Linked DNA regions of Homo sapiens: region 1 is linked to region 2. A link is an interaction called in ENCODE POLR2A ChIA-PET data of the cell type or tissue named here. Cell type or tissue: Panc1. All regions are shown on one strand. Each heading gives the region's core, and the rest is flanking DNA. Links, peaks and the distances in the headings are about the cores only.

Region 1 (10,428 bases), core at 2,887-7,886, 100 kb after region 2:
AGGCATGCATGCCCCTCCTTCTCCTTCCCCTCCTCCTCCCCCTCTTCCCCCTACCATCCTTCCTGTTTTCTCTCCAACTCTGGTGCACAGCTTTGAAATCTTGCTGAGAAGCAAATCTGTCCCTTCTGCTTTGAATGTTTATTTGTGGAAGTTCGGCAGGGGAACCGAGGCGGGTGCCAAGACCTGCCATGCTGCTGGGAAGTCTGAGTCTCCCTCCCTTCCCCCTCCTAAATGCTTGTTGATAGAGAAAAGTCAGCCTCCTCGGCATTTGGGCTCACGGTTTTCCTTTGAAAATGCTTCCAGTGTGGCATGATTCAGCTTTCTTTTCTGTCCCCCAACCACTGCTCTGTTGTCATTTTTACTTTTCTGATTGCATTTTATCCGTGTCTCTTTGACTACGGGGTGGCTGGACGTTGAGTTCCAGGAAGAAAAGGGCCCAATCTTGGGGTTCTGACTACATGCGCCCATCAATGTCCTGTTTCATTCTTGGCTCTGGCTCCCTGAATTCCTGAGTCACTGGGGAGAAGCGTGGGTGGACCGCCCCCTACCCAGTGAGAGTTGCCACAGTTGCTGCTCTCCTGGGTCATTGGTTGCAGATTGTTAAACTTCACCTATGCATTTCAACTTTCGGGTGGATATTGCTACGTCAAGTGTCTGGGAAAGCCCCCACAGCTACAGGATTTTACAGTGAGGTCCCACTAATGACTTGATGTCATGACTTCCTCATTCTTTCCAATTTCTCCCACTTCTCCATAAGGGTTTTGGGAAGGGGAGAAGAGAAAGGAGTGATTCCTGAGTGCCAGTACCAGGGAACAGCAGGGCTGTTGGGAGGAAACAAAACTAAATCAGGAAGGTTTTTGTTGTTGTTTTTGGGGGGTTTTATGAAAATATTCAAGCCACAGCAAATATATTTGATTTATAGCATTAGTATTTTTTCTGCCTGCATCTACAAAAATCTTTACCTATTACCATCAAAATATCCTCTGGGTGAATGGATTTCAACAAAGAAGAAATAAAAATGAAATAGAAGAGAGGCCCCTTCGTGCACATTGAGCCTACTGGCTGGATTGTCACTTGCCTGCCTTGATGTCTTTTCAGCTCCAGGCAGGCAGTAGGCCAGGGCTTATTTTCATGACAGATCAGATGTTCTTTTATGGATTTACAAAGAAAGAAATACTGAGAAGTCAAAACTGAAGTCACTTAAGACAAGAGCAGGCCCCTGGGAAGGCTGCCATTGAGGATAATGAGTCCTGGGGTCCTGGCCTTTGTTCAGTAAATACGCACTAGGCGCCTACAATGTGTGCACCAATGTGTGAGGCGTCAGGTTCTCTCCAGGGTCAGTTGGTTTTAAGAAAGGTTTTGGCTTCTGATATGTTTTATCTCTACAGAACAGTAGCTCTTAACCTTTCTTATGGGTTAGGATTACCTTCGAGAATCTGACTACAGCTCTAGACCTGTTCCCTAAAGAAAACTAAGTTCACAGGGACACACAGGATGGGGCTCATGGAGCAGCTGAAGCCAGACCCCAGGTTAATAGCCTTTACATTAAAATGTTTTTCTACCTACCACTAATATGCATTCTTTAGTAAGCGGTCTCAATATACACCGATTCTTCCTTAACTCTGTTTATGAAGTATTCAGCATCCTCCCTGCCCCCTTCAGCATCCTCCCTGCCCCTGAGCACAGGATCCAATGGCGTGAGGACCACAGGCCTGGGCAGCTGCTGGGGCATACAGGCATCTCTTAGTGGCTGAGAGACTGGGCCCTGGCTCTATGTTGGCTCCTAACTTGCTGCCATTTAAAGGAAATCTTAGCCTCCCATCCGTAAAATCGAGAAAATAAGACTTGTCCTACACAGCTCATGAAATAGTAATGAAATTCACATTAGAGAAGAGATGGAAAAACACTTTGAACAAAAAGCATTTTGCTCTTATAAAAGCACAGCCTCTTTTGAGAGGCCCTTTGCTCCCCATTTCTCCTTCTTCAGACCCCCCCAGACTAGGAGAAGGTCTGTCTCATGGAGTGACCTTTTGGCTGCCTCTAGATTCCAAGCTCAGTTTTGCTTTCATTAACCACAGATACTGGGACGGACAGAAAAAGACCTAGTTTCTGTTGAGCCAAAGAGTCTCATAACTTGTCTGTTCACATACCCAAGAGCCCACCCTCTAGTTGAGACACTCAGTTCCCTCTCATTCTGGGAGACTGCATGTCTCTGTGACCTCCTGGTAGAGACCGTTTGACATGTCCCCCAACCCCCCAGTGATTGAGTCTGAATTCTCCACTGATGACGCATTTCCTAGCACTCAGGGTGTCCCCTCCTGGTTGCCCCCTCACCACTGAAGCCCGCTTCCTCCCTTTTCATTTGATGCTTAACAACTGTCAGTTTGCAAGAAACATGCTTCAAATCCACATTCTCCCAGTTGCCTAGCAACAACTTCCCTCCCGGATAAATGTGGGTTTCCTGTAGCTCAGCCCAGGACTGAACACAGCAGCACACACTTCTGTCCACTGCTTCAACTGCTTTTCACCTCTGGTCTGCATGCCTTCAAGACTGCAGCTCATCCCTCCCTTCAGAACCTTCCATAGCCTGCAGAGGCCATGTCTGCCCCAAAAAGACACATTGAACCTGAGGCTACTTATTTACCCTTGTGTTAGGTATATCCTCAACTTAGAAATTAATACTGTTTCCAGATTGTCTTCTTTGAATCACAGAAAGTAAAACAACAAAACATTCAATGCTTAAGACATTTCATGTGCGGTTGGGTGACATCTGTTTGATGAACACATTTGATCCAAAGCATCAGAAATACTATGCCAACAAGACTTTTTAGGAGGTGATAAACATGTCTGTTCTACCTTAAGAAAAAAATATTACACAGTCCCAAGGGAGAGACATGGTTTTGATCCCAGACAACCCAAGCAGAGACCTCTTAGGGCCGGAATCATCTTGGCTGCTGCCTAGGACCTTATATCAATTTCTTAAGCACAGGATCAAGGCCTAAAGGCCCCTTAGACTGACCTCAGTTAGTAGAGGCAGATCCCTTCACAGCCTTATCTTCCTTAGAGGTCTAGTCTGACCTTGAACTTCGGCTGGCAGTGCTGTCAGTTGTGATGTGTGACATGGAAGAGTTATTTGTTACTTGGAAAATTAAGAGAACTTATTTGGCATAGGAAATTGTGTGTGTGTGTGTGTGTGTGTGTGTGTGTGTGTGTGTGTGTGTGTGAGATGATGTTTGCCATTTTGATCTGTGACTTTTTTTTCCAGAAATAGTTTCTCAGTTCCATTCCAACTAAACTTACAGTCTCTTCCGGTTCTTTGACAGAAACAATTCATGTGAATTTGAACAGATAATAGGGAAGGGGGAACCAAAAGAAGAGGAGAGCCCTGGGAAAGTTATTTTATAATTTATGGCAACCTCAGTCAGGCAACTGTGAACAGGTACATATGGAGGGCTCCCTCGGGACTAGGCAGTATTCAGAGATGTAAGGTGTGAGGACCGGACCCTCATCATTTACCATTCCCACTAAAAAGAGCTGGGAAGGAAATTGTAGCTGTAGCACCAGGCACGTAACTGGAGCTTAGTAACTATTTGGTGAAGGAATATTATTAAATTATTAACAAGATGGAAAAAAGGGTATTAACCACACAAAAATACATCTCAAGCTATTGTTTCTCTGTTCCCTTTCCCCCAAATTCCTAGTCTTGCTCTTATCTGGCTGTCTCTCTAGTCACTCTTTCTTGCTGACTCTCTTCACGTTCCTTTCTCCACCTGGAATTCCTGGGCCCTCCCCTTTTACTGACAGACACTGTCCTCACTCTCACAGTCATCAGTTTGTCTCTTTACAAACCTCAGCTCAAGTGTCACTTCCCCGTCCCCAGGTGAAACTGACTGCTCCCTCCCTGTAAGTCACCATGATGACTGCTATATATAGCCCTCATGGAACCTAAAACCTCAACAGACACAGTCTCTTTCCTACTCTGTTATAGTTTATTTACTCATTAATTACCACAACACGTATTATTGAGCACCTACTGTGTACCATGCCCAGAAGATAAAAGACAAACAAAATAAAACCTATTCCTATGCTTAATGAGTTTACAGTCTAGTGGAGAGATAGATACATTAAAAAATAACAGCAAACCAAAATAAAAGTGGTAAATAAATGCACTGAGAAAGACAGGAATAGCTAGGAGGGGCACCTAATCCCTAGGGAAGGAAAGCTGGAAGAGCATGGTGATGGGGGAAGAAGGCTTTCTGGAGAAGGTGAGGTAGTTTGAAATGAGTTGACTCTGGCCAGTAGGGGTAGAGTGAGAATGGGGTGAGACAGGGTGGGTTGGTCATTTTGATCCATTAGTCCTCAAAGTGATAGGACTAGTGGCTAAGGACTGCAGGCTTTACAGAAGCCTACAAAACTATTTGAGATTTGAAGTTTTTTTTTTTTTTTAATTGGCTCCAAAAGAAAATGAAAAAACTTTAGAATTATAATGAATGAATATTAAATGAATATTTAAGGAAGGTAATTTTATTCAACTTCATTGTTAAATTTAGTTAAAACAAGCCCTTGAGTTTCATTCAACACTGTTTTATCATACCGTTGATGAGAGAAAACAAAACTGATTCCTGGCCAGGGCCACTGTCAGCGTGGGGTTTGCACATCTTTCCCATGTCTGCTTGGGTTAGCTCCAGGTACTCCTGTTTCCCCCACATCCCCAAGATGTGCCCATTAGTGGAAACGGTGTGTCTGCATGATTCCAACGTGAGTGAGTGTGGGTGTGGGAGTGAGTGCCCCTGCCATGGGAGGGCATCCTGTCCAGGTTAGATTCCTACCTTGTGCCCTGAGCTGCTGGGATGGAATCCAGCCACCCATGACTCTGAACTGAAATAATTGGGTGAATAATTATCTTACTTTTTAATTAATCTTTGAAAATGTATGTATAGTTCACATGTATTTCAATATTTAATATTAGAAGTATTTTAGTCTTTATTTTGAAGTTTGGTGATTTATTGTAACCAGAAACAAGCTATAGAAACTTAATTTTGGGCCAAGTGCAGTGGCTCACACCTATAATCCCAGCATTTTGGGAGGCCGAGGCAGACGCATCACTTGAGGTCCGGAGTTCAAGATCAGCCTGGCCAACATGGTAAAACCCTGTCTCTACTAAAAAATACAAAAATTAGCCAGATGTGGTGGGCACCTGTAGTCCCAGCTACTTGGGTGGCTGAAGCAGGAGAATCACTTGAACCCGGGAGGCGGAGCAGTGAGCAGAGATCGTGCCACTGCACTCCCACCTAGGCGACAGTGTGACACTCCATCTCAAAAAAAAAAAAAAATAGAAAAGAAAGAAACTTAATTCTGGTTTATATCAATTAGCCTGTGGTAAAATTGGTTTCATTATAGCCATTTCACTTAGTTGAAGTTTCCAATAACCTGTGGATGAATTAAGTGAGGATTTACTATATTCATAAAATCTTAAATTCCAAAGCCTGTTTGCAGTTCAGGTTTTTCCACTTTACAAACACTTCTAAGTATTCACAATGATTGCTTAAAATTCATACCAGATAAATCATTAAATAAGTTGTTCAAAGTCAAATAATTTCATAAGTAAAAATTAGGAGCTTTTAGAAAACTATACCTACATAGACCTAGACCTATAGATAGACAGAGATCTGAATAGATATGGACACAGATGCTTTCCAAAGTGTTCATGTGATGTGTGGTGGAGTTTCAAGACCAGAGTGTGCCTGGGGCCTGCAGAAGTAAAGGAGAGGGGATGGAGAGAAGATTGTCCACATGGCCATGGGCAATCTCCCACCCACACTCAAGTGAGGAAGACAGGAAACAAATTCAGAAAGAAGAGAAAATAATCAAAACTGATGGGAGCTTGTGACTGATTTACTTATGCGCAGCCTCCCTGGAGACATGAGTGTGGCTGTTCCTTAGGTTGTGCCTCTGGGCTCCTACCCCCTCTTAGATGCCTTCCTATTATCTAGGACCTGGTTGCTTTTTGTCTGCATAGCTTCTTTGGATTCCAGTCTTTGATGCCAGCTTCCTCCTAAAGTAGCCTTTCAGATGTCCCTTGGTTACCCTCTGCTATCTAAGGGCTCATCCTACCCCACACTCATTCCCAGCACCAATTTCTGGATCTCCAGGCTGGAGATTTAGACAATGGGATGGGAAGAACCCATGATGGGTCCCAGACAGAAAGTGGTGCCAGCCACAGAAAGGGCACACAGGCACAGAAGTTGGTTTGGGGTAAGACGATGTGGTCAGTTCAGAACACGCTGGATCTAGGCAGATGCCCAGCAGACAGTTGGATATGTAAGTCTGAAGCTCTGGGGAGAGGTCTAGGTTGGAGGTACAGATTTAGAAGTCATCAACAAAAAGGTAGCAGATTAAATGATAAAGGAAATGAGACTATCCGGGGAGTGTGCAGAGTGAGAGGAGCAAGGGAGGCCCTTGGGAACCTCAGCACTTCAGGGGAAGGTAGAGGTACAGTTGCTGGTGGGAAAGGCAGAGAAGTAGCAAAGCAAACCAGGCAAAAGCAGTGTCACAGACGACCAGGGAGGAAAAGGACATGATCAAAATGTTGAGAAAAGCAGAGAGGTTTGAAAATACAAGAAGCAAAAATGTCCACTAGACTTAAAAACCAGGAGAAAACTGGGGGGTTCTTGATAAAGCATCTTAGTAGGATGGTGAGGGTAGAAGCCAGGGAAGTGTTGGTGAGGAAGTGAAGTCACTGATTACGGACTATGCTTAAAAGAATGTGGGAATGAAGGGTGGAAGAGAGAAATTAGACTGTAGCTAGGGAGACATAAGCGATCAGAGGTAGATTCTTTCTCTCCTGTGGGAGAATCTTGCACGTATACACAGCATGACGACAGTGATGGAAGGGCTGGCGAAGCCTCAGGGAGACTCTTGGAGGTAAACCCCATGAAGGGAGGACTTTGTTTCATTCACTGCCGTGTCCCCAGCACCTGGCACAATAGCAGACACTCAATACATATTTGTCAAATGTGGGATTTTATCATTTAGAAACTGCACCTGGCTGTGAGTAACAAAAGTCAGAGAAACCGTGGGTTTCATTTTTCTCCCCAGGCAGAGTCTGGAGCTGGGTCCTCCAAGAGGGGTTTGGAGCACCACAGGTTTCCTCAAGACCCCCAGGCTGCCCTGTGTTTCCCTCCTTCATCCCCAGCATATGCCTGTCATCTGGTGACCTCCAAACACCTGTGCTGCCTCCTCCAGCACATCCATGTTGCAGGCAGGGACCAGGCAAAGGGCAGAGGGGCCTACTTCAAAAGACCATTTCCAGAAACCCCATCCTATGACTTCTCCTGGTGTCTTGGTTACCATTGTGCCATAGGCTCACCCTGTATGCATGGGAGGCTGGGCCAGGCATTATGACTTTTAGCAATATTGCATAGATAAGCATCAATCTTTGTCACTGTGACGAAGCCTAGTCACTCAGTGCTAGGCAAGGTTAATGGAATGGGTTGGTGTGTGCATTATTCTTGAGGTCTTTCTTATGCTTCATGTTATACATTTATTAGGACGTTTAGGCAACAGGGGGATAAAAATGAAGAGGAGATGCATGCTATGATCTGAATGTTTGCATCCTCCCCAAAATTCATATGTTGAAATCTTCATCCCCAAGATGATGGCATTAGGAGGTGGGGCCTTTCGGAGGCAATTAGGTCATGACTGGGATTAGTGCCCTTGTAAAACCCCAGAAAGCCAGCTTGCCGCTTCCACCATATGAAGACACAGAGAGAAGATGCCATCTACGAATCAGGAAATGAGCCCGCACCATGCAATAAACCTGCTGGAGCCTTGATCTTAGACTTCCCAGCTGCCAGATCTGTGGGAAATAGATTTCTGTTGTTTACCCAGCTTATGGTATTTTGTTGTAGCAGCCAGAGTGAACTAAGACAGTGCTGATCTCGTATTCTTGGAGGGAACCCTTAGTCTTTAGGGAAAGCAAAGCCACCATTTGGGGCAGGGTGTTCTCCAAGTGCTGCCACATATGCTGATGTGGTTAAACTGCAAACTATGGTAAAAATGTGGAGGTCTGTGGAATTGTCAATCAGGAAAAAGATATAAAAAGAAGTTAAAGTCTTCGTGCTTCTGGAAGGATATGTGCCAAATTGTTAACATTGATTATCCTTGGGTAGAGATGTGGGGAAGTTTGCAGAGACAGTTTTGCCTTGTACTTTATATAAGTAAACAGCTACTACTTCGTTGTCTTAAAAAAAAAAAACAGCCTATGTGCTCTTCATGTGACTCAGAACTACCTAGGCAATACGATTAATTGAATTAGTAAAATTGAGTGATTATGAATTTTCAGGAAGTCATTAATTTACCACTTCTTTATTACATCCACTTCTAACAGGACTTCAATATAGGGGAATTTGACTTCAAGATAAAAAGACCAAATTTATTTACCCTTTTAAAAAAAGACAACTTAAAAGCAGACTTGTCTTACAGAACCTTCCTTAGTTGGACATCGATGAGTGTACAGAAAATGCAATGGATAAAAAGCTTGGTGATACAAAGATAAAAAGTGGGGTCCTGTCCTTAATGAACATACCATTTCATGGAGTATCAGGTGTATAAACAATTATAATCAATCTGCTTGTTATTCTGATAAGATCATTTACTCACACATCAAATACTGAGTGCCCACCACATGCCCAGCATACCTAGAAGTCATCCAGTATGATTTCTGTCTACATGGAGCATAGAGTCTTACAGGGGAGATAGATGACAAGTAAACACCAGAATAATTACCAATGGTGAAGAGCACAAGGAAGGAAACAGAACTCCTAAAGAGAGCGTGGCTGGGCAGGGGTGAGCAAGAGGCATAGAAAAAGGGGCATCTAAATCTACTTGGGAGGAAGCTGTTTCTCACATAGGTCATCATGTTAGGAATGAGACTTGAGGGATGAGTAGAAGTTTGCCAGGCAAAGAAGGAATGGGGGGGAATAGAGAGCAGAGCTAGGGGCAGGAGACAGCTGACGTGTGAGCAGACATAAAAAGAAGTCCACTGTGGCAGCAGAGAAGCAGGAGAGAAGGCAAGTGAGGGAGCCAGGCACCAGCTCACAGAGGTCATGTGTGTCAAAACGTAGTAATGGCCTTCTCTTCTGGAGACAGTAGGGAGCCATGGAAGATGTTTGAGCAGGGAAAGCGACATGACTGGATTGGCCTGTTGGGTAACTCAGACCACAATGCATTGGAAGGGAGGGGGCTAGAGGCAAGGGGACTGGCAAGAAGGCCAGTCCTTTTTCTATGCCTATTTTGATGAAATATTCTAGAAGGGAAGTGAACAAAGGTAGTCCTAGAGAGGAAGAACAAAACAGATAGGATACTTCCTTAGTATTTGCTCATTCGACAATTTATTTTTGCATATACACTAAAACCTTTTTTATTATTAAAACGTTTTATTGTAGGAAAAAAGTATGAAAGTAGAGTGAATAATAAAATGAGCTCCCATGGATCTATCACCCAGCTTCAACTATTATCAATATTTGGCTGTTCTTGTTTTAACTGTTCTCCACCTTTTTTTCCTGAAGTTTTTTTGAAGCAAATCACAGACAACATATCATTTCACCATATGTACTTCCCTCTGTATCTCTAACATGTAAGAACTTGTTTTAACAAAATCACCATGCTATGATCATACCCAACAAAATTTATCATAATGTCTTAATAATACCTAATACCCATTTCATGTCCACTTTCCCCCAATTGCTACAGCTGGTTTGTTCAGATCAGAATCAAAATCCACCTGTGGCCATTTTACTGCTATGTCTCTCAGGTCTCTTTTCATCTCTAATAATCTCAGGGGAGACAGGAGGGAGGACGGGCAGGACTTGGGGCTAACTTGCTTATCGACACACAGTTTTGCCTACTTGCTTCCTCCCTTCACACCCACTCTTCTTCTCAGCCCCACCCTTGTATGGAAAAAACAGAAATTAAAGTGCTTTGCCCAGCACCCACTGAAGCTATTTCGAAGGAGTTTGAAGAGTACTCCCGGCAAGACAAATGCCTCGGTCCAGTGCTCAGGTCAAAGAGGGGAGACGCTTCTCAGTGATGTGGTGTCAATAGCAGCTTAGTTGTTCTTTCCTCTGGAAAATTCTACCCATCTGCTTTGTAACTCCCATACCTAACAAGGCCTTTTATTTCACAATTAGAAAATAAGCCTGAAATATGAATGCTGCCTGAGTGTACCTACATTTATTCTAGAGTTTCAGGGTCAAAAAGAATACAAGGACCTCTGCATCTACAGCCAAGAGGAGAGGGGCAAAGACACACAGCTACAAATGAGAACCTGGCTGGTCAAAGCCTAACTCCACCTGTTTGTCAGCACTGATGCAAGTTAGGTCAGCCCAATGATCATTTAGGAGAACTGTGCTGGCAAATAAAAAGCAG
Region 2 (8,556 bases), core at 392-5,391:
CTTGATGATTTACCTTTGCTACTTTTATCGATTACTGAGAAAGGAGTTTTGAAGTCTCCAACATATTGTGTGTTTTTAGTTCTATCAGTTTTTGTTTTATGTATTTTGAAGCTCCGTTGCTTACACAGTAACAATTATTAATGATCTTGGTATATTGATCCTTTTATCCCTAGAAATGTGTCTCTTTTTATACTGATAAATTCCCTTGCTTTTTATTTTACTTTATTTAATACTGATATGTTATTCCAGTTTTCTTTTGGTTATTTTGAGTGTAGCATATCTTTTATCATTCTTTTAATTTTATCATATTTAAAGTGAGTTTCTTATATAGCATTATAGAGAGCATATACTTCTATTGTGATTTTTTTTAAAAATCTATTTTGGCACTATCTTATAAGTGGAGTGTTTAGACCATTTATATTTAAGGTAAATATATGTTCAGATTTAGTTTTATCATTTTATTTCTTTTTTGTTTATGCCTTATGATATTTTCCTTAATCTATTTCCCTTTTGCTGCCGTCTTTTGGATGAATTGATACTTTTCTAGACATATATTTTAATTTGTCTACTGGGTTTTTTATTATGTATCTTCATATACCTTTTTTAAAAAATTGGTTGCACACATCTGTGTTATTAAGAAGCTATAGTAGCTCAGGTTATATTCCTAACTTTTAAATGTTTTCTGAAGAAAACATTGTGAAGGAAAAAACAGTGTGGATGCTCATAACACCTCCCCTGGCACCACTGTCATAAACTGAATATTGCTTGCAATGTCTTGGATTCACTGTCAATTGAATATTGGGTTGCCTGGCCCATGGGTCCAATCACCAGAATGGTTTTTTTCCCCTTTGTTCTTATAAAATGAGAGAAAAGTTTAATAAATGAACCAAAACTGAGATTTTGTTTGGTAGAACTCTTTCCCTTCCCTTCTCGTTCTAATGACTACAGTGTCTTTTTCAAGAGAATATAGCAGTTACAAACCACTCCTGGCCAGCTTCCAGTTAGGAAATTCAATTTTTATCTTTTTATATAACCCGAGAAAATCTCCCTCTAATTATCATTTAGAAACTTGCATTGCCTTGATAACCACAATGGTTGCATGTAGACTTCTATTATTACTTTTTACTTTTGTCTACATTTACTCTCAGTGAAGCTAAATGTAAAACTACATCGCTTGACCAATGAAAAAATGTGTTTGATTGTTTATGTCATATAGAGTCAACCAGTTAAGCAGCATATATCAAAACATAATGGTTTTTGAGATCATTTAGCATTGTAAATTCTCATTAGAACCTCACAATCTTGGTTGAATCTTTGGTATTTATCTGTTTAAGACTTGGTTGAACTGAGTTGCTATGGACTGCTTATGACCCCCTGCAAAATTAGCATGTTGAGTTCCTAATCCCCAGTGTGATGATGTGATGATATTTGGAGGGTGGGGCTTTTGGGAGGTGACTAGGTGGAGCCCTCATGACCCTTCCCCTTCTATCATGTGAGGACACAGAGAGAAAAGAACAGTCTACGCATCAGGAATTGGGGCCCACACCAGACCCTGAATCTGATAGTGCCTTGGTCTTGATCTCTCAATCTCTACAACTGTGAGAAATAAATCTTTGTTAAGTCACTCTGTGGTATTTTTGTTGTAGCAGCCTGATGTGACTAAGAACATACAGATGTAGTAGTACATATATGGATTCTGTCATATATGAAAATGGATATTGTGTCATTAAGATACAAAATAAGCATTCTGGTAAAAAAAAAATTATCTCTTTCATGGAACAGAAATAGAAGTTCTGAGATTACTAGTTACCTGAAAGTGTAGTAATGAACTGTGAAAAACTGTTGAAGAAGCCGAGCATTTAATGTGGCTTCCAGAGTTTTATGAAAATGCTAGATGCATTAAAACATGTACTAGGACAATTCAGCCTAAAATAGATTATTCTATAAATAGCCAAGTTTAAAAAAAATGGTTGCACACTTATCTATATTTATACATACACTTAATTTTTTTACAGTCTACTTAGAACTAGTTTTTTACCACTTCAAGTGGAACACAGAAGCATCACCACCGTAGAAGTTCCTTTACCTAATCTGGGTTGTATTTGATATATGTAAATTACATCCATATACGTTGAAAACCTCACCAGACTCTCATAATTTTTGCTTTTAAAAGTCATACATATTATAAAGAGGTTAAGAGGAAAAAAGTAGTCTATTATTTACTATTTCTATTCATTCTTCTTGCATTCTAGTGGTTCCATCTTTCCTCTGGTAACACTTTGTCTACAGAACTTCCTTTACCACTATTTTATAGCAGGTCTGCTGGTAATGGATTCACTTGGTTGTGTTTCATATGAGAATGTCTTTATTTCGTCTTTATTTCTGAAGGACACCTTCACTGGATATAGAATTCTAAATACAGAAATCAGTTCTTTCACTGCTTTAAAAATATTGTTCCACTGCCTTATGGCATCCGTAGTTTCTCATGAGATACCAGTAATCATATGAATTATCATTCCCCAATTGTGGCATGTGTTTTTCTTTGGCTGTTTTTGTGGGATTTTTTTTGTCTTTGGATTTTATCTGTTTAAGACGTATCTAGACCTGGTTTTTGCTGTTTTTCCTGTTTTGGATTGGTTGAACTTCTTGAATCTACAAGTTTGACTCTTGAAAAATTTGAGAAGTTTTCAACTATTGTTTCTTCAATTTTTTTTTTTTTTTGTAGTATTCTTTTTCCTCTTTCTCTGACAGGCAGTGACTCAAACACTAGAGCTTTTGTTAATCTTCTGCAGTTCTGGAGGTCCTCTGTTTTTTCCCCAAAGCTTTTTCCTCTTGGTTGTTTATAGTGTTCTGTTGATCTGTCTTCAAGTTCACAGTCTCTTTTCCTTTGGTTATCCCCATTCTCCCATACAGTTCATCCAGTAAATTTTTTGTTCTGGATATTTTATTTTTCAGCAATAAATTTTCCTTTTGTTTCTTTATATCTTACATTTCTTTGCTGAGACTTCTTCTGTTTTTCCATGTTTCAAGATTGTTTGCTCTACTTTTTTGAAACCTTTGTAATAGTTGTTGTAGATTTTTCATCTAATCGTCCCAAATCTGAGCTGTATCAGGGTTGGTGTCTTTTTATTGTCTTTTGTCTTGCGAGTTGTTGAGATTTTCCTGGTTCTTTGTATGACAAGTAATTTTGAATGATATCCTAGATATTTTCATCATTACTTTATTGACTCTGGGTCCTGTTTATAACCTATATTGAGCATTAATTTTTTTTTTCAATTTTAGCAGCCATTTGATACAGTTAGGTTCATTTTCCAGCTTCTGCGTGACTCCCTTCCTAATCTTCTGGCTGGGGGCTTAGGTCTGCCTATTCTGCTCTTCTCCAGGGCCAAGTGTGGGGAGGATAAAGAGAAAAAAGTAACAGAAATTTCAGACCCTCTCACTCTAGACTACAGTTCATCTGGTCATAAACAAGGATTTCCATCAGAGTTTTGGCATCTCCTCAGCTGCTACTGCCATCATTGCTGCTCCCATAAGATTGTGTCTTAGGGATTTGGACTTGCTTGGGGTCTGGGGCAGGAGAGAAAATAAATATACAAAAGAAACCAGGGAGTTTTCTTCTACTGTTTTAGTTTCATCTCCCATCACCCCTCCCCGCTTTTGTTCCTTGGGCCAGAAAGGACCTCTCTTGGAGCTCCTTCTGTCTGCACTCAGTTTGTACTTTGGGAATTGGAGAATTGGGTAGGAGCTGAGCATGGGCTGGAAAAGAGGGCAGGAGTAGACCTATCACTGGATAGGTCATACCTTGAATTGTAGTTTATTTCCATTTACTTTTCAGAGTCTTGATTTGTGCATTCTGTTCAGATTTTTAGGTGAATTCAGTGGGAGACGGGAGAAGTTAGCTTACTGCATCTGAACCAGAAAACTTCCTTAAAATATTTTTGAGTGTTTAATATTGTATCTCATTTATTTTCCAAATTTTGATTAATTAATATATTATTTACTTAAAGAATCATGAAAGGATTTAAAAGAATTATAAAATCCAGGATTTGAAATTACCTTAGAAGTCATTTAGGCCATTTACTTTTGACAAATTCTCTTCACCTCAAACAATAGCTAATAATAGCTAAGATTGACTACGTACCTGCCAGTGTATTAAGCTCATGGTCTACATTAATTCATTTAATTCTCACAAAAATCCTATCAAGTTTTTAGCTCCATTTTACTGATGAGAAAACTAAAGTTTAGAAAGCCTTCTCAAGATGCGGTCCTTGGACCAGTCATATTGCCATTACTTTGAGAGCCTATGAGGAATGCAGAATCTTGGGTTTCAACACAGATCCTTAGAACCATAATCTACATTTGGACAAGATCCCCAAGGTGATTCATTTGCACATTAACTTTTTCAATGCACTGGTTTAAATAAATTATAAATAACTTGATGAAGGTCACCTAGCGTGCAAGTTACCTTTAGGATCAAGAGAGTAAGCAGTTTACCTTTAGCTGGAGAATGCTCTAACATAGCCAGTTGCTAGAATTAAACTGTACCTTATGCAGTTTGAATTTTCTTTGTTTCTTGAAGAAGTTAGGGCACAAATAAGCTATTTATTCTGTTATCTGTACTTTTCAAATACTATTTATGCAGAGTCAAGTATCCTTAGGGAATGCCTGTCTACATTGAAAAGGACTTAGAGGCTAATTATCCTATCATCTGGTATATCAAGAGAGATGAAGAGGAAACATGGCAGTCTTTGAAATAACATTAAGCTAATCGAAATTTAGCACTTATTCAGATTGCTACCCTTAAATACCTTCCCCACAAAGAAGCCAGAGTGTCATTTTAAAGAATAAATCAGATCATGTTACAGCTTTGTGTAAAATGCTCCACCAGCTTCCTGTTGCTCTTAAATTCAGACACCTTGCCATAGTTCAGATGACTACTTCTTTTTTTAGCTTTATCTTAAACCAGAGCTCCAGCTCTTTCCATATACTTCAACCATATTGACCTTTCATCTCTTTCTTGAGCATGACAAGCTCTTTCGCATTCACATTTGCACTACCTCCTCCTTTCATTTGGATTGATCTCCATGAAGCTTTTCTTACATCGGCTCGCAGTTCAAATGTTACCTCCTCAGAGAAGCCTTCCCTAATTTACCATGTTGGAAATACCCTTTCACAAACACGTACCTGGTCATACTGCATAATTTGACATTCTTATGTAGTATTTATAGCATTTTTCAGTACCAGAAAGTATTTTATTTACGTAATTTGTTACTTCTCTCGCGTACCACCCTCAGGAGAACGTAAAGGTCCAGGAGGGTCAGTATCTCATCGGTTTGCTGTAATATACCCAAAGCCTAGGTTTTTGTGAACATCAAATTAGTGTATTCATGTAAGACTCTGAGAATGGGTCTGGCATATTGTACACACTTGTCAGCTGCTGCTATTGTTGTTAGTACAAGTGATGATAGTGATAATATATTTAGGCATTTGTGAAACTCAATGGAATAATTTATTTTGAATAAATTCAAGGTAATATCTAATTATTAGAACTGAGTACTGTAGTTAAGCATTTCTATTTTTATAGGATTGAAAAAGTGAAAACAGTCTAAATAATAGTTCTTTGATTGGAAGTGTTTTCCCCATGTTTTTCTCTTAGGCAGTTGTGATCAGACCATCAGGATATAGAGATGAGGATCCTCAGAAACACATCCATCTCCTAAAATTATGAACCAGCTGGGGCATGGAGTTTTTGAAGTCACTTTTGAACTTTTCAGCTAAAAGCCAGTTTTGCTGGAAATGATTGCTCCTAGATATTAGATTCAAACTGCTTTTCTCCCTAATCTAGACTTATGCAAAATCAGGCATCATAGTATGTTCAGAGTGATATTCAGTGTTGTATGCTTCACTGTATGGCATTTTTATTGGTGCAGTCATTGAAATAAATGTATGTTTATATAGCATTCTGTATATCATGAGTTACTCTGCCTTTTGTCTCTGGGTCCATAGGTAACAGTTAACCTCTTCCACATGCAGCATCTGCAGGCTGCTTCCCTTGCAGACAGTTTACAGTCTCTCTGTGATAGTGCCAAACTCTATGACCCAGGCCAAGAGTACAGTGAATTTGTCAAGGCCACAAATTCAACTGAAGAAGAAAAAGTTGATGGGTGAGAATTAATGTACAGACAAAATTATTTCAAAATATAAAACACTTAATTGTTAAGTTTCTATCTAGTACAAGGAGGAGACTTTTCTAACTGACAAAATTAAAAATTTTCTGAGTTCTTTAAATATTATTTTATGGTATCGAAGTAGATATATTTAAAGAATAGATGTAATTCATTAACAGTGAGCCTTTCCATTTTGACACAGACTTCTTTTATTTAAGAATTAAAAATCCTTTGGGAATGGCATATGATGGCCATACATGTTTTGAAGGTCGACAAAAATTTAACCTATGTTTTTCACAGAGGTCATGCTAGAAAAGTTTAACCATGACATGAATTAACTATACTTTTGCTATTCACTTCCCATGTTTTCACTGTAATAAGGACAAATAATTAAAAAGTATTTACATCTCCTATAAGAAGCTGAACCATGAGTGTGGTTTGTTTTTAATATTTAGTTTAATTCTTCTATGATTGTTAAATTAATAGATTTTTCTAAACATAGAATGAAATCAACTGATTATTATTCTTTGGAGTGTTGAGTTTTGTTTTTTGTCATTGTTGTTGTTTCAGAAATGTAAATAAACATTTAAATAGTTCCCAACCTTCAGGATTTGGACCTGCCAACTCTTTAGAGGATGTTGTACGCCTTCCTGACAGTTCTAATAAAATTGAAGAGGACAGATGCTCTAACAGTGCAGATATAACAGGTAGTTTTCCACCCTAAAGAGAGTGCTAATTTATAAAAGGTCAGGTTGTTCGAATGTGATTGTTAAATTAATTGGTGCTCTGGAATTTAAAAATCAGGCCTTAGTTTGTAAGTTTATGAGATCTTATTCACAGTTGTTACCATGGTGCCTGTCTTAACGTTGATAACTGGTTATTGTTAAAGAAATTTGAATTGTCTCACTTGATAGAATGTCAGTATTTTACCTTATGAAATCTACCTGTAGCCAAGTTTTGACTTTATTCTTTTTATTAAAGGTCCTTCCTTTATAAGATCATGGACATTTGGGATGTTTAGTGATTCTGAGAGCACTGGAGGGAGCAGCGAATCTAGATCTCTGGATTCAGAATCTATAAGTCCAGGTACATCTATATTTAAGTCTGGCAATGAAAACTCATTGAAAGATCAGTCCTTTTTTAGGTATTTTTTAACTACCTTGTTTTTATAGTGAACTTTCACACATAATAGAGAGGAAAGTGTACAATTTAAAAAATAGTTTTTAAAAACCCCTCATATATTCGCCACCCAGGCTAAGAATAGACGATTATCAGTATATTAGAAGCGCCCTGTGTACACCTCCTTGGTAACATTGCCCTATCTCCCACCAGAATAAACCATTATCCTGAAATGTTTTAAAAACATTCTCTAGCTATTTTAAATGTTTCTAGTACCTATATCTGGTGAAGTTTTGCTCTCTTCTGAATGTTATACAAATTGAATTACGCTATTGTGATTTCATTTATGTGTGTTTTTTTTTAAGATCTATGTGAATGTAGGTAGCCACCTTTATTTTCACTGCTGTATATTCTGTGAATATAATTGTCATATTTTGGATTGTTTGGTACTTAATTGCTATAGTAAACAATGTTATTTTGGTATTTCTGTGCCTGCAATTACTTATTCTTGTTAATTTTTTACAAATGTGCTTTAAGATACTTTAATATAGATTATCTCATGATCCCCAGAGAGAAATAGAGTAAGCGATTTGAATTCTCCCTTAGTGGCTTCTAAGAGAGTAACTTGCCTGGGTTATACAGCTAGCGGGAGAAGAAGGTAGCAGTTGAACCCATGAGATTCTTACATCCAACATTCTGTCTTTACACCTCTACCAAAGACTGCTTCAGGCCCATTCTTTCTGGCAACGTTTCTTTCTTCTAGGATCTTAATAGATTACAGGATTTAAGCCATCTCAGATTCCAAGGCCTTTTTCTTCTTTTACATATTGCTGAAGTTGTACTCATTTAGATAAATCTCTTATATTTAAATTTAGGAAACTATTTTCACGCAGCACTGGGTTCTTAGGCTGATTATCACCTGCCACTTTGCTGCCTTCTTTAGAACTAGCACAGTTCAAGGAACATTCTGGAAATGTGAGCCTAATATTGAGCTCAATATTTGTAATTAGCTTTGTAACAACAAACTGGTTCTAGGTAGCTCCAGAAATTATGACCCAATCTAGAGCAAGCCCCAAATTATTTAGGATCCCATAAGACTTCATGTGGTAAAGGCAAAATTTTAGAAACCACATCACCTGATAAATGGGTGAAAACCTGGGAATGCCTTGCCTGGGAAAAAGGAAAATTGGAGACCTGTCAGCTGTCTTCAAATACTGGAAGTGACAAGGGATTAAAGTTAGAGTGCTTGTTTCCTCCATTTGGGAAAAAT

What was found. Peaks named below come from ENCODE experiments on the same cell type or tissue, not always from the same donor. Only the 100,000 strongest peaks of a DNase experiment are listed, where the experiment ranks them.
Region 1: POLR2A ChIA-PET joins it to region 2 with 8 read pairs; 2 of 35 experiments call an interaction of 5 or more read pairs at or near these places.

The regions. Positions count from the first base shown.
Region 1 is chr1:94,084,376-94,094,803 of GRCh38, reverse strand. All of the region lies in intron 6 of ABCA4 (ATP binding cassette subfamily A member 4), which reads left to right. It overlaps LOC124904222 (a long non-coding RNA gene), which reads right to left. Exons shown (of 2, transcript XR_007066231.1): 2 at 9,370-10,428. Among named protein-coding and RNA genes, the nearest start is that of ABCA4, 32 kb to the left of the region's middle. RefSeq lists an enhancer at 982-1,534. In Panc1, for the core only: no CTCF peak of the experiment used is centred there; no DNase peak of the experiment used is centred there; H3K27ac peaks cover 3,541 bases.
Region 2 is chr1:94,187,534-94,196,089 of GRCh38, reverse strand. ARHGAP29 (Rho GTPase activating protein 29) reads left to right here. Exons shown (of 23, transcript NM_004815.4): 13 at 6,007-6,164; 14 at 6,738-6,874; 15 at 7,149-7,253. Among named protein-coding and RNA genes, the nearest start is that of ARHGAP29, 46 kb to the left of the region's middle. RefSeq lists a silencer at 1,363-1,574. In Panc1, for the core only: no CTCF peak of the experiment used is centred there; no DNase peak of the experiment used is centred there; H3K27ac peaks cover 4,619 bases.